Linked DNA regions of Mus musculus: region 2 is linked to region 1. The links are chromatin contacts, found by Hi-C in ENCODE. All regions are on one chromosome and are shown on one strand. The core of a region is the stretch at or near the end of the contact, and the rest is flanking DNA. Distances in the headings are between cores, read along the strand shown.

What was found. Hi-C counts contacts between places; a loop is a spot of excess contacts on that map.
Region 2: a map of T-helper 2 cell shows a loop between it and region 1 (15-fold over the local background). The contact joins the promoter of Clasp1 here to the promoter of Cops8 in region 1. A Hi-C loop is called at or near these places in 2 of 37 maps with a recorded cell type or tissue (T-helper 17 cell and T-helper 2 cell).

What each region holds. Positions count from the first base shown.
Region 1 is chr1:90,600,328-90,607,488 of GRCm38, forward strand. Cops8 (COP9 signalosome subunit 8) reads left to right here and starts at 3,098. Exons shown (of 8, transcript NM_133805.3): 1 at 3,098-3,300; 2 at 4,048-4,118; 3 at 5,137-5,185; 4 at 6,210-6,342. The coding sequence starts at 3,223.
Region 2 is chr1:118,385,609-118,392,769 of GRCm38, forward strand. It overlaps Clasp1 (CLIP associating protein 1), which reads left to right and starts at 3,450. Exons shown (of 43, transcript NM_001359328.1): 1 at 3,450-3,913.

The sequences.
Region 1 (7,161 bases), core at 1,848-4,347:
CCCCCAAGAGTGCGCAGGTGGGACCTAAACGAACACATGAACTCTCTGGTGGATTTTTAAAGATCAGAATTACAACGTAATGGCAATTCCTTAAGGACTTGGAAAATATTTAACTCTTTTAAAAAATCTTTATATCTTATTTAAAACTATTTATTATTATTGAGTGTGTGTGTGTGTGTGTGTGCAGGGGCACCAGCACTCTTGGAGTTCGGAGGTGATGGATTCCAGAGCTGGCGTTATAGGCAATTGCTTTTCGAGCTTCCTGAAGTGGGTGGTAGGAACTAAACTCAGGTCCTTTTCAAGAGAACCATGTGCTTTTACTGCCAAGCCATCTCTCCATCCCCTAATCTTTATAACTAGAACTTTAAACATAATTGTTTCTAAACAGGAATCTCTATTACACTGAAATCATCAGCATTGGCTGTTACTGTCTTCAACTGTTTAATATGTTTATCTAAAATGTGGGCTTTACCAGTGATGAACATTAAGAAAACAGAGCACACACAAGTTGAGGGAAATCTGTCATAAGAATGTCTACTGCCTTTCCATATAGCATTCAGTACACCAGTGTTATAGGCAAATATGGGGTCTGCTGGGCACTCCCAGAGATTTCTAGGTTCTTAAGTCCCTAAACAAGGATATAGACAGAGACATGTGGATAGGAACAGTAGAAGAGAGAGTTCAGTAAGGCAAAAATGCACTTCTGAGAGATGAAGTGGGGCAGAGCTGGAGAAAGGTCAAAGGCTCAGTGTGCATTAACCACAGACTGTGCATACATTCTGCTGGCCAGGACTCTGCTGTATGTCAACCTTGTGGGGAAGGGGGTTTCCAGGCTCCTTGCTTTTATATGCCAATGTTGACTTCCATACTCCAAGCATAAAACTTCCTGGGGGAAAAAATGGCACAGGGTCAGCAGGCCTCCATATCACAGGAGGAAAGTGAGTCACAGCATAATTGAGTAAGCAATGTGTACACAGTTCCAAGGAGGGAGGAGCCCATAGAGTTACGATATTTCAAATGGTTTCGCTCAACAGTCAGAAGGCTATTAGGTCAGACACACCTGGGCAAGGGCTAGCTGTCAAGGGAACAGAAGACAGGCCAGGATAAAGTACCATTATACTATGAACCTGCAACCCCCCAACCTCTTCCCAACCCCTGAAACGTTAATCAGTCAGTCAATTAGTCTGTAAGGGATAGCTTCTTTATGGGAACTTTTGTTCACATGCGTTTGAGCAGAAGAACAAAAAGGTATGGTGTGTGCTTCAAAGAAAAGACGTTGGGCAGGGAATAGTGAAGGGGGACTTGCTTATCAGGAGACCAGGAAAGGTCGGGCACACCACTGGCCCAGGCTAGAAAGACTTCACTCACCTTGTGTGTGTGTGTGTGTGTGTGTGTGTGTGTGTGTCTGTGTGTGTCTGTGTGTGTCTGTGTGTATGTGTGTCTGTGTGTCTCTGTGTGTGTCTCTGGTGTGTCTGTGTGTGTCTGTGTATGTGTGTATGTGTGCACGCGCACATGAGATGTACACAGGTACACAGGTGATAACACTGTGCTGGTCTGCTGAGCCTGAGGCAGGCAGAGAGAGAAGTGAGAGTTAGGTTTGGAGCTTTTCCAAAAGTTCAAGGCCAGCCTGGGCTACTTAGTAAGACCTTGTCTACCAGTAAGTAAAAGGAGACCCGGGGGCACAGCTCAGTGCTAAAACTATGCACGAGGCCTGTGTTCCAGTCTCCAGTTCTGCCAGAGAAGACAGCAGGGGGCAGGTGTGGTGTCCGGACCATTGCTTGCTGTGTCTGAGCACTGACTAGGGTCTGGCTGGGTGTTTTTACCTCTCATGCCCAGAACTGAAATTCAGGCACCCAGGTTTGCAAAGTAGCAAGGAAACTTTATGCAAAAGCAAAGCCATACTACAGATCAGAAAGAAATATGCTGTCAAGAGTGACCGCTGGCCACATGAGCCAGCATACTCTAGAGCCCCAATTACTGTTTGGGGTTTTTATGAGCTTTGAGAGGAGTCTTATTGCTAAGGAGCACTGCATTCTGTTTTGATTGAAAAATTTTGCCGGACAGTGGTGGCACAAGCCTTTAATCCAAGCACTTGGGAGGCAGAGGCCAGCCTGGTCTACAGGGTGAGTTCCAGGACAGCCAGGGCCATACAGAGAAACCCTGTCTCGAAAAACCAAAACACACACACACACACACACACACACCAAAAACAAAACAAAAACAGAAAAAACAATTTAGTTATGTTACCTCCCTTTTCTATTGTGCATGTCTCAATATGTAAAATTATTGAATTTTATTAAATAATTTTATTATTAAAATGTATTTGATTTTAATCAAAAGCGTTCACAAGCACGCACAGGCAGAAGACAGTAAATAGGAGTTTCTCTCAGCAAATTCACTTAGAAGACATGGTTCACCCTCCTGGGCAGGCACCTAAAACCAATTCAGGCTAGATCAGACCTCCTGGCCTCATAATGCACCTAACTGGATTATTACTGAATAGAATCTGTTCGATGGTCCGCAGAGAGCGAAGAAACTTATCCCATTACTTGGAGAGGGTTTGTCTGCATGCAGTTCCATGCAGGTTGTGAACAGGGGTCCTGGTTTGCTGACAATTGCTAGGTGATTTTTTTTTTTTTTTTTTCAGAAAAAGGTGTGTGTGTGTGTGTGTGTGTGTGTGTGTGTGTGTGTGCGCGTGCGCGTGCGCATAGTAGGTGTAGGTGAGAGTCAGGCTGCTAAGTGAATTGTTAGAAGAGGGGTGTGTGCATAACCCAAACCAAGAAGAGTTTCAGGTTTGGAGTTTCTTGGACTTGTATGTAACACTTTAGCTTAGAAGAAGTACAGTTCAGCGCTCTCGAAACACGTGGAGGTCCAACGGTTTTACTGTTCTCCCACGGCAACTTTGGTTGTGGAAAAATGTAGTCCCGTTATCATTTCCCCGTGCGGATAATCCGAGCCGCAGCCGAACCCTTCCGGATCGCAGGGCTCTGACTCAGAAAGCCGGTTCGTCCTAGCCTGGGGCGGGTCCTCCAGAGCACCGAGACGTTGGGGCAGAGCGCTCGCCGCCCTTGTATTCCGCTACGGCGTCGCTCGGGAAGTGACGACACGCTCGCCCATGCGTACTGAGAGGCAGCTCCTTTACCTCATCGCGGGCGCGACGCCCCGAGGGCCAGCTTGTGCTTTGGTCTGGCAGAGGTGGTGGCGGCGAGAGCGGCCGGGAAGATGCCAGTGGCGGTGATGGCGGACAACGCCTTCAGTTTCAGAAAGCTGTTGGATCAGTGCGAGAACCAGGAACTCGAGGTAGCGCCGCAGGGTGGGGCGGTCGGGTGGGCGCCGTTTCCAGGGTAACGGGCCGGGCCGCGGCCTGCGGGGCGCACACTCCGGGTTCATCAAGAGATGCTGCTTCCATTTGTAACGTTAAGTTAAGTTCGCTAAATAGGCTGGGCGCAGTGGCACAGGACTCCGGTGGGCACACGTCAGGCGGAGGCGAGAGGATTGCCGGTGAATTCGAAGCCAGCTTGAACTATGAAAACCCCAAAAATAAAAAATAAAAATAAAAAAGAAAGAAAAAGGAAAAAAAAAAGGGAGGGCGGGGGCTCACGGACTAAAGGAGACAGCAGCAGCTTGCGGATGAGCCTTTAGCAGACCTTGCTGAATGAATAAAGATTGAAGAGAGACAGGCCTCTATAACTACCTTTTGGTAGTCTTCTGTCTTAAGCTTACTTAAGCTTTTAAGATAACGGCCAGAAAAATAGTGCATTAAGAACCTGTTGGAAGTAGTCCCCCCCCCCTTTTTTTTAATTTGAGACCTGACCTTCCGAGGTAATGTCACTTACATATTTGTGACTATGGAAAGAAACTGATATCCAACTGCAGATAAATGACAGCTCACAACAGATCTAAACTCAGGTTTTAACCTTTGATACTTCCCTAAGCATTTTTCTGCATCTATAGTAGTGCTGGAAAACTTACTTTTTAAGTTTTCATTTTCTCTTTTCTGAAAGTGTATTAGGAAGTGAGGCTTTCCCCTCTTTTTTCGCTCTCTAGGCTCCTGGAGGAATTGCCACACCGCCAGTGTACGGTCAGCTTCTAGCTTTGTACTTGCTCCAGAACGACATGTAAGTAGCACCTTTTACCTAAAACGAAAAGCTTCCTTGAGATGATGCAGGAGTACATGCAGCAGATAGGTGTCTTTTACTGTAATCCTGTTATATCTGTTTCCCTTTTTGTCATAATTAAGAATAAATAAGCTCGATATTTTTCTTGTCGTGTATGTCTTACATACACCTAAAAACATGGTAAGTTCTTGTGAGAAATTAGCATCAAGAACCAATGGAGTTTAAAAAAAAAATCATGTTTTTTTTTTCTTTTTACTTATATTTACTCAGAAACTGGGTGGTGGCGCACACCTTTAATCCTCCCACTTGGGAGCCAGAGGCAGGCAGATCTCTGAGTTTGAGGTCAGTCTGGTCTATAGGTCCAGCTCCAGTACAGCCAGGGCTACACAGAGAAACCCTATCTAAACAAACAAACAAATAAAACCAAAGCAACTGTATATGTACTCAGTAGGAGCAAAAAAGCTGGGGCTGGGAAGGAACACTGGGAGAACCAGGGGAGGTAGACATGTTTGAATTAGTCTTCCTGGGTGGGAGGCAGGAGCTTGAGAGGGCTAGAGAATAGAGGCCTGGTGCAGTTCCAAACCTACTGTGATATTTTTACAGAAACTACACTGAGTTTCTTCATTATACATATAATCGTGTGTCTTACGACTCACTAGGAGAAGGGCTCCAGATTATAACAGCACAGTGTATGCCTGTATTGCGAGGGATACCCAAAGCCTCGAAATGGACACATTGTTTGTACCTGAGTGGTTGTGTGTAAGTCTGTGGTTTGAATGTGTTGTTATGGTTTAGGATCTGAATTGTTAGTTTAAAAAGAACTCCTAAAAAAAATTTTTTTAATTAACCTGGGAAAAGGTTATTTCATGTCCTCCTTTTTTTTTTTTTTTTTTAATTGCTTTTCCTCAACAAATTCATATAAAACTGAGTTGTGCCATGGCCTGTTTTGGTGTTTCGGCCTGTAATTTTATGTATTGACTGAGGTGACTATTTTGTAACTCATCTTTGTGTAAATCAGGAATAATGCAAGATATCTGTGGAAGAGGATACCACCTGCTATAAAGTCTGTAAGTAATCCTGCGGTGTCCCCTGTTGCTTTTAGAATACTGGCATTTACTTAAATGACAGCCTACAAGTCCTCTTTCTTTCCCATATATATCACAGGAACCGTTGTTAAGTGAAGGTTAAAGTTCCAAACCATCTGTTTCTCTAATGGAATGGTTCATGTGCTGATGGTTTCACAAGGCCTGCCATGCTGATGTGAACTGGCCAGTTCGGTACAGAGGGGGCTGAGGGGCTGAGGCATTTCAGCAGACTACTTGATTTGCTGTAATGATAGCTATTTGTAAACTGGCATTGTTTACACAGATATTCACTGCATTAAGATCACTGTTTTAATTAGATGTCTTACTTGGGATGAAGATGAAATAAATGAAGTAACCTGTGAAAAGTGTCTTGCCAGGTAGAAGGAAGTAAGATTTATTTCACTTGCTTCCTTTTCCATTCTGTTTGTAAGACGGGAGCTGCACTCAATAAGAATGAAACAGCTCAGCTGATAAGAGTGGGAGCCCTGCAAGTAGGCTCTAATTGACAGGGCCTTGATAATCAGCTTTCTGCTAGTTTTCTTCCATGGAGAAGTGCTAGCGTCTTAAATTTAAACAGCAGTGCCTACAATAATTGATCCCAAGTCTTCATTCTGAAGTATATTTTACTTTCTCATGCTTTCATTTGTAGTTGCAATAAAAACATTAATTATAGAAATTGTTAATATAACTGCTCACAGCATTTTAGAATCAGGCAGAGCCAACCTCTGGACATTGCAAAGCAGTGTTATCATCTGCAGAGTTCATAGTCTAGAACTGGGTATGCAAGTTACCTAGAAGAAAAGGGTTCCCAGTTTATACCTGTTCTTAGCCCTGTGGCCTGCACGCTGGATACACCTGTCAGAAAAGTAATTTCATCTCCTAAAATGAATGAATAGAGTATATTTTAATGATACAGCTAACAAATTTTGTCATTTCTGATATTTTTAAAGATATGATCATTATTAATTACAGTGAATGCTTTCAAAGACAACAATTTTTATTTCAGGCAAATTCTGAACTTGGGGGAATTTGGTCAGTTGGACAGCGAATCTGGCAAAGAGATTTCCCTGGGATCTATACAACCATCAACGCCCACCAGTGGTCAGAGACTGTGCAGCCAATCATGGAAGCCCTTAGAGGTAGTGTTTCCTTGTGGTTAAGTCATGTTGCGTTCAGGCTGTCCTTGGAGCGTGTACTGATAAACTGGACAGCTCTGATTTGGGACTCCCTTTGAGACTTGAGCTAGATCTAAGCTGATTGTGATTCTTCGTCTCAGTACTGGGCATTCTGGGGAATAGACCAGGAGCAGAGGGTGTTGCTGTGGATTCCAGGTCGCAGTTAGCTCATTGGCAGTATCTTTTATCCTCTTCATTATTACTTTTGTGGTAACAGAAAGTTTGTGACAGAGTCTCGCTGTGTAGTCCATACTGCCCTTTCCTTTTTGGGTTACTGGTGTGTTTCACGTGTGGCCTTGTGAAAGTGTTCTTTGCTGCTAACATGAAACCAGGCAATAATCGAAAGGTCGTGGTATCTGCAGGTCAAGACTTTTTGTCTGTGTATTTGAAAGTAGCAACTAGACTTTGGACTTTGTCAACCTTGGTCTTTGATAACTGTTATGTCCCCTCTATACATCTTGTAAAAGGAACCGTCAAGGAGCCTCGAGGCTCAGTTGTGTAAGGTTAGAGGCTGGCATGGTGTGGCCCTGACACATGATAGCTCTGCCCCTGCCGCCTTCCTTTCTCATGTTGCCATGCTTTGGGTCTTTCTGGGTCACTCGAGTTCTTTTTATTGCTCAGGGGATCCAATCCAGGCAAGCAGCATTGTATCCTCTAGGAGTGGACTCACTGACATTTCTGAGCCACCCAGCATGGGAGCTAGGAAACAGATTCTGGTCCTGTAAGAGCAGAATGCATACACACTCTTTGTGGGCCCACCACACACATCATACAATGAGCTCT
Region 2 (7,161 bases), core at 2,200-4,699, about 28 Mb after region 1:
AAATAACCCAATCAGAAAATGGTGTACATATCTAAACAGAGAATTCTTGACAGAAGAATCTCTAATGGCTGAGAAGCACTTACAGAAAATTTCAACATCCTTAGTCATCAGGGAAATGCAAATTAAAACAACTCTCAGATTCCATCTTACACCTGTCAGAATGGCTAAGATCAAAAACTCAAGCAACAGCTCATGCTGGCGTGGATGTGGAGCAAGGGGAACACTCCTCCACTGCTGGCAGACTGTACAGCCACTTTGGAAATCAAATTTTCTCAGAAAATTTGGAATAGTTCTACCTCAAGACCCAGCCATACCGCTTCTGGGCATATACCCAAAAGATGTCCCACCATGTCATAAGGACACTTGCTCAACTACGTTCATGGCAGTTTTATTCGTAATAGCCAGAAACTGTAAACAGCCTAGATGTTCCTTGACTGAACTGATAAGGAAAATATGGTACATTTATACAATGGAGTATTACTCAGCCATTAAAACAGTGACATCATGAAATTTGTAGGCAAATGGAAAAGATCATCTTAAGTCAGGTAACCCTGAAAGACAAACATGGTATGTGTTTGGACTCAGACTTGCGACAAGGAAATGAGGTGTGTATTAACATACCAAAGTGTTCCTGGCCTCCAGCTTCTCCTAGTATCCCTCAGTCCCTACCTGTTCCATGGCATGTCTGGCATACCCTGCCCTCTGCTACCCCACTTCTCCCACATTTTCTTTCTCCCTGCATGCACAGGCTTTCTCTCTCGTCCCCTCTCTCCTTCCCCACAGTGACTTCCCTGGCCTTGTTCTTTGGGACCAGTGAACCTGTCTGAGAGTGGTTTCCCAATAAACCTGCCCTTATATATTCTAACTTGGCTTGAATTGGCTCATTTCACTGGTGGAGAATAATGTATCAGTATGTACATAATCATAAGTGGATATTAGTCATAAAGTACAGGATAACCATGCTATGAACCATAAACCAGGCAAATGTACAGTGAAAAACTAAACCAAAAAAGTCCCCAAACCATTATGACAGTGAACGTTTTGGTGTCAGTTTGCTAATTCTAAGCTTTTAACCCAGTTCCCTCCTTCCATCAACCCCACCAATGTCTAGTCCATTTCCTCTTCTCAGTGAGATCAATCACCCGCCTTGGGCCCTCCTTGTTACTTAGCTTTTGTTGAGTCTGTGGTTCATAGCCTGGCAATAAGCATTTGCACAGCATGCACAAGGCCCTGATTGATGCCCAGCACAGTATCCCCACCTTGAATAAACCTCACTCTTTTGTGTCCAGGTGTTTTCTTTCAATCTTCTTGTTCTCAGCAGTGAGCTGCCAGTTCTTAAGGCACTGTACTTTTCTGACCACTTGTGGGATGCACGGTTGTTGGGCCTCCCCTCAACCTATACGTAACACAGAACTTTGATAATTTCATCACTGAGCACAATACCTGGTATAGGTCTGTTCCTACATAACTGCTCTGTATAAATGAAGAGTACATTTAGCTTTCTGACTTCTGGGTGAGTCACTTTTTAAAATAGTTCTTGGAGTTCAGGGGGAGGTTAGTTCCCTCTTAGAGCAGTTGATTAGCAAGTGAGGTCCTATTCCTCCACTGCTTTGCAAACAATACCAAACATTCTTTTTTTTTTTCTTTTTCTTTTTTACTATGTAACCATCTCTAGTAAAGGTATGAGTAACAATATGAATCAAGTGTGGCTATCTTCATTTTGTTTCCAACTTTTCTATTAAACGTGACCTTTTAAAAAAATCATTCACTCATTTGTTCATTATTTATGTTTGTGTTGAGTATTTATTGAGCTTATGGGCCATAATGGCCATGTGGAAGTGAGCAGATAACTTGTTCTCCCCTTCCATTGTGGAGAACAGAATTCAGGTAACCAGGCTTGTCAGCTTGTGCCTTTATTCAGTCATCTTGAGTCATCTCCTGTGTCCCTAAAAGTAGAATCCTAAAGACAGACCGATATCCATGTTCACAACATTGTGTAGAATAGCAAATGACGAAAGTAGCCAGGGTGGTGAATGCATGTACTGACACATTATTCAGCTTTAAAGAGGGCACTCTGGACACATGCTACAACATGCACTGACAGCTCTGGAGTCTATTAGACTATGTGAAATGAACCAGTTATAAAAACACCAAGACTGGGCTGGAGAGATGGTTCAGCGGTTAAGAGCACTGACTGCTCTTCCAGAGGTCCTGAGTTCAATTCCTAGCAACCACATGGTGGCTCACAACCATCCATAATGAGACCTGATGCCCTATTTTGGTGTGTCTGAGACAGCTACAGTGTACTTACATATAATGAATAAATAAATCTTAAAAAAAATAAAAAGACCAAGACTATATGACTCCACTTTCAAAATACTCTCAGTATTTTAATCCATAGAAAGCAGAATGGTGGTAATCAGAGCTAAAGGTAAAGAGGAATTACAAATTAACAGGTGCATTTTTTGTATGACAAAAAGAAAGCAGAAGAGTGGCTACTTAACAATGTAAGTGCACTGAACTGTACAATAAAAACCAGCTACAACGTTTCTTTTGTTAATATGCACAAATTCCTTCCCATTGAACTTATCAAACTTTTCTTGGGTTTCTCTTTTCCTTTCCAGTTGACTACTCTCCACACATTGTTCTCCCAGCATACCACCCACTTCCGCTCGGCCCTTGACCCGGCGGTATTTCTTTCTAGAACGCGCTTCAGGGTTTTCCACCCACGGTTAGTAAACTTGCTTGCATTTACATCTTAAAGATGTTACTTTTTCTATATTCAATCACGAGTCCCGTCCTGCATGTGAATCCTATACCTTTTCTGCACCACACAGGTCTGTGATTGGCTTTATTGTTTTGGCTTGCCTTTCCAAGTCCGGAAGATCTGACGGCGTTATCACACATCTCCCAATACATACACATTCCCGCACAAAAGAGTCCCCATAAACACCCAGTCTTGACAGAGGAAGCCAATCCGACACTTTAAAAGTGATTTTCACCAGTGTACAACTGCAACACAAAAGCTCTCAAATCCAAACTGTTGGGTAGCACACGGGCGTAGAAGGACAAAACAGGGCGTCCTTAGGCTCCTTGAAAGTAGCGCTGCAATCTGCATAGCCCAAAAACCTCAGATATAACCTGAAGGCCACGCGGGACGCGAGGCGACGTTGTTGTGAAGGAACTTAGAAAAGAAACTGGCACACTCTCACACCAATCTCAGCAGCCTCCACCTCGCGCCCTGGCTCGCTAAAGCGCGAAGAACGGTTTAAAACCTGGGCTTCCGGTAGCAGCGCTTGTACGCATATTCAGGACAAGCCCAACGCGCTGTCAGCTACGGGAAGTCGCGGGGGCCAATTTCTTTCACTGAAGTCGCCCGGTAAATAGCGGGCACCCGTAACCCAGAAGTGAAAGATTGTTTAATTCAAGTATCAAACACCTCGACAATCAAAGGAAGTTCCGGCTGGAAGCGCTCCTGACTCCTCTCTAGCTCTTTTATCGCACAGCCTTCTCCTAGTCTTGCTCGAGTTTTGCTTCCTCTCCTTTAAAGGCTCTAAACATTCCTTAAATTCTCCTTGGTCACCTTTTTTTATTAAAGCACCTTTATGCTACGGGTCGCCATTCGGGTCAAAGGCAAAGGCGGCGGGACCTGAAACTTCATGCGGGCCCCAGCGCTGGGCGTTACCATAGAGAGGAAGCCACCTCTCTGGGCTGAGATTACAGTCTCTATGGTTCAGCCCGGCCGGTGGCGGTAAGAGGACACAGGGAGACCTCTCTGCGCAGGCGCATTTTGGTTTTTCATTTTTTTTTTTTTTTTTTTTAATCCCCGCACCAAGCGCTTAACCTCATTGGGGTGGAGGAGAAGGCGGTGGCTGTCCGGTCCGCAGCCGCAACAGTAGTGAATAATAGAACTGTAAGTACCGGGTTTAAGACGAAGAATGCTCAGAATGGAGTCCACTGGAGGGCCCTGCTTCTTTTCCGAGCGGCGGCGGGCGCAGGGTCCGGGTGGGGACGGTGTCCAGTGCTGTCAGCCGCTCTGGGGTGCACTTTTGGGGGAGGGGGCGGCCCTGGGATGGGATCTGGGTGAGGACCCAGGACGCGCGGCCTCCGGCTTCAGTTCTGATTGTAGGCTGCTTTGCAGAGGGGAGGTGGGGCGACTGTGGGGTCAAGCCTGGCTTTGTGTGACTGTCTCTTTCAGACCCCACCCCGGGGCCCCTTCCTGACCCGGAGTCTCCCCTGGCCGGCTTGGGAGACGCCAAAGCAGCCCCGGGATCTCTTTGAAAGGAACCGAGATTACACTGAGCGGGAAGGGGCTCCAGGAGAGAAAACCTCACTACAACTAATCATCGGCGAGTGATGGGTGTGGAGAAAGATTCAGAGGGAAGAAGGGGTTGTCGGGGAGGCAGGCCGGGCGGCCGGTGCCCCCAGCCTGGGCCAGACAAAAGCGGAGCAGCCGGGGCCCAGCGGGGTGCGGAAGGTCCCCTTGTCCCAGGAGGGCCCCTCATATAGGATCTTTGCGAAGCAGGGAAGAGCGGACAAGCGCTGAGTTAAGCCTGTGCAGCCTCTCCAACTTGCCTTTGTTGTTCTTCGGTATTGGCAGAGCCGCTCTGACGAAGATGAGTGTGTGATCTTGCACGTTGGTCTGGTTGGATACAATGGAGCGGATTGAATCTTGCTTTCCATTTTATGAGTTGCTTGGATGAGTGTGGGGTTTTCCAAAGTCAATCTCATTACATAATATATCTAGATTTTAAAAATAACTGTGTTTATTTCTTAAATTAAAAGAACAATTAGTTGGAGCCTTAAAGCATGTGTGTCGCATCCGGATGGATTTCTGTGCCGGGATCCGTTCATGAAACACTGACCTAATGGTGGAACCTGTGAGTTCTTTAAACCTGATACTTTAATTTGTGATGTGGCAATGAGCGCTTTGGACGCTCCAGTCCTTTGGGAGATAGTGATGTGGAAGGGTCAGGAGCGATGCCTTTGCATCTACCTTGTACCAGATTCAGGTGCCACAGGCTAGTATCAATTCTGGCCTTAGAGATGATAATTTTATTGTTATTCATGACATATATAGAACTCTTGTTATGAGGGATCCTAAACCGAATGGTCCGGTTTCTTATTCATGGAGTAGGAGCGAGAATGGCAACATTGATGCAGCGACGTAGAGATAGGGAAAATAACACAGCGCCCCAGAGAACTGAGTATTGTTTATCTTTTTTACTTGCTAAGAAAGACTTAAATTTTAATGAGCTGTTTGTTCATTCATCTTTGTAAAGTTGACTAATTGCACCCTTGTAGCAGTAAAACTCAAAATTTCAGTTTCTGTAAGTCACTGTTTATTATGGGCAACATGTAACTGTGTTAGTTTTTATTGTCAATGTGATACAACCTCCTTTCAACCTGAGAAGAGGGAGCTGTGACCTGGGAATTTCCCAGATTAGATTGGCCCGTGGCCATGTCTGTAAAAGCTTGTCTTTCTTGGCGGTTGAGGTGGAAGTGCTCAGCCCACTGTGGGCAGTACTCTCCCTAGGCAGTCCTGCCTGTATAAGAAAGCTAGCTGAGGCAGTCTGTTTTCTGTTTTCTTCTGCTTTTTTTTTTTTTTTTTTTTTTTATCTGAAGCCTTGAAACTCTCTGTCTTGCTATGAGGACTCCTTGTGTTTTGTGTGCCAACTTATGCTAATGAAAATTTGTTTGTAGGCTTCTGAATTCTGGCTCCATGTCAAAATTAGAGGAACATCTTACCTGGCAAGATGCTATCCCTGCTTTATGAGTTGTAGCTAGGGACAGGCTGCTCTGTGAGCAGATTTCCTGCCTGACTTCTTTGAATTTAATTACTCTCTTACCTCTTACGGATTCGGGACACATTTTCTCCCATGAAACTCTTATCACTGAAAGTTCAATCCCATGTGAACCAGTGATTTTAAATGTCAGAGGTTATATGTCCCAATATCATGCTCTGTGTGAAGAATATCTAGATTCACCCCTTCACTTCCCCATGAAAGTAGAGGATGGTAGAAGTTCATGTGGGGGAAATAGTGGATGAGAGGAGATCCAGCATCATCTCAAGTGTAGACTTTGGGGATCTAACTCTGATGTTGGTTGGGAACACTTGTTCCTTTGTTGGACTGTTTTTTTTTTTTCTGGTCTAAGTGGAGAAATGAGGTTGTAAATTTGGGTGATTAAGGCAGCCTTGATATCAACTGCACCACCCTTAAAAGTTGGATGAATGAATGCCTATGGATATAGCTTTTACTATTTCAATGTTTTAAAATGAGTTTGCACTTCTGTATATGTTTATTACTTTTTTTGGGGGGGTGATATGATTTTACAAAGAGCCTTTTCAAACTTTAAAACAGTGAGGTCTATTTTTTAAAATAAAGTTTCGAATATATATATAAAGAAAGAAGAGAAAGCTAGCTGAGTGAGTCAGAGAGCAAGCCGGTAAGCAGCAGTTGTCTTGGATTCTGCTGGGAGTTCCTGCTTTTGCTCTTGCCTTGACTTCAATAATGGATTGTGACCTGGAAGTGTAAGCCAAGTATTACCCTCCCCCCTGTAAGTTGCTTTTGGTCATGGTATTTGTCACAACAAAAGGCAAACCAGAGCAGTAGCTGTCTTAAATCTTTAAAGCTTTAATTAATTGTTTACTTATTTACAGTGCTAGGAATTGACCCCGGGGTCTTGTGTGTACTGGATAGGTTCTTTGTCAATGAGCTACATCCCAGTCTTTAAGTTTAAATTTTTTTTTTACATTTATTTGCTTATATATGCATCTCTGTGTGTGGTGTACATGTGCCGTACATAGCAGACATGTGGCAGTTGGTCAGAGGACACATGGAAGGACAGGTTCCCTCTTCTGTGTGGGTCCCACAGGTCCTCAGGCTTGGCAGCATGACTTGCCTTTACTCACTGAGCTGTCTCTGAAGTATATCACAGACAATGTTTTATATACATAGACACACACACACACACACACACACACACACACAATAAGATTCAGATCCTTAAAATAGTTTACATGGATGGTGAGGACTGATTGGTCAGAGGATACTAGGGTCATCATTTGAGTGTTTCCTTTTGGATTTTGCTCCTCCTACCCACCTCACAGTTTTCTGTTAATTTTATTTACTTGAGCAGAGTAGTGTCTTGGTTTAGAAG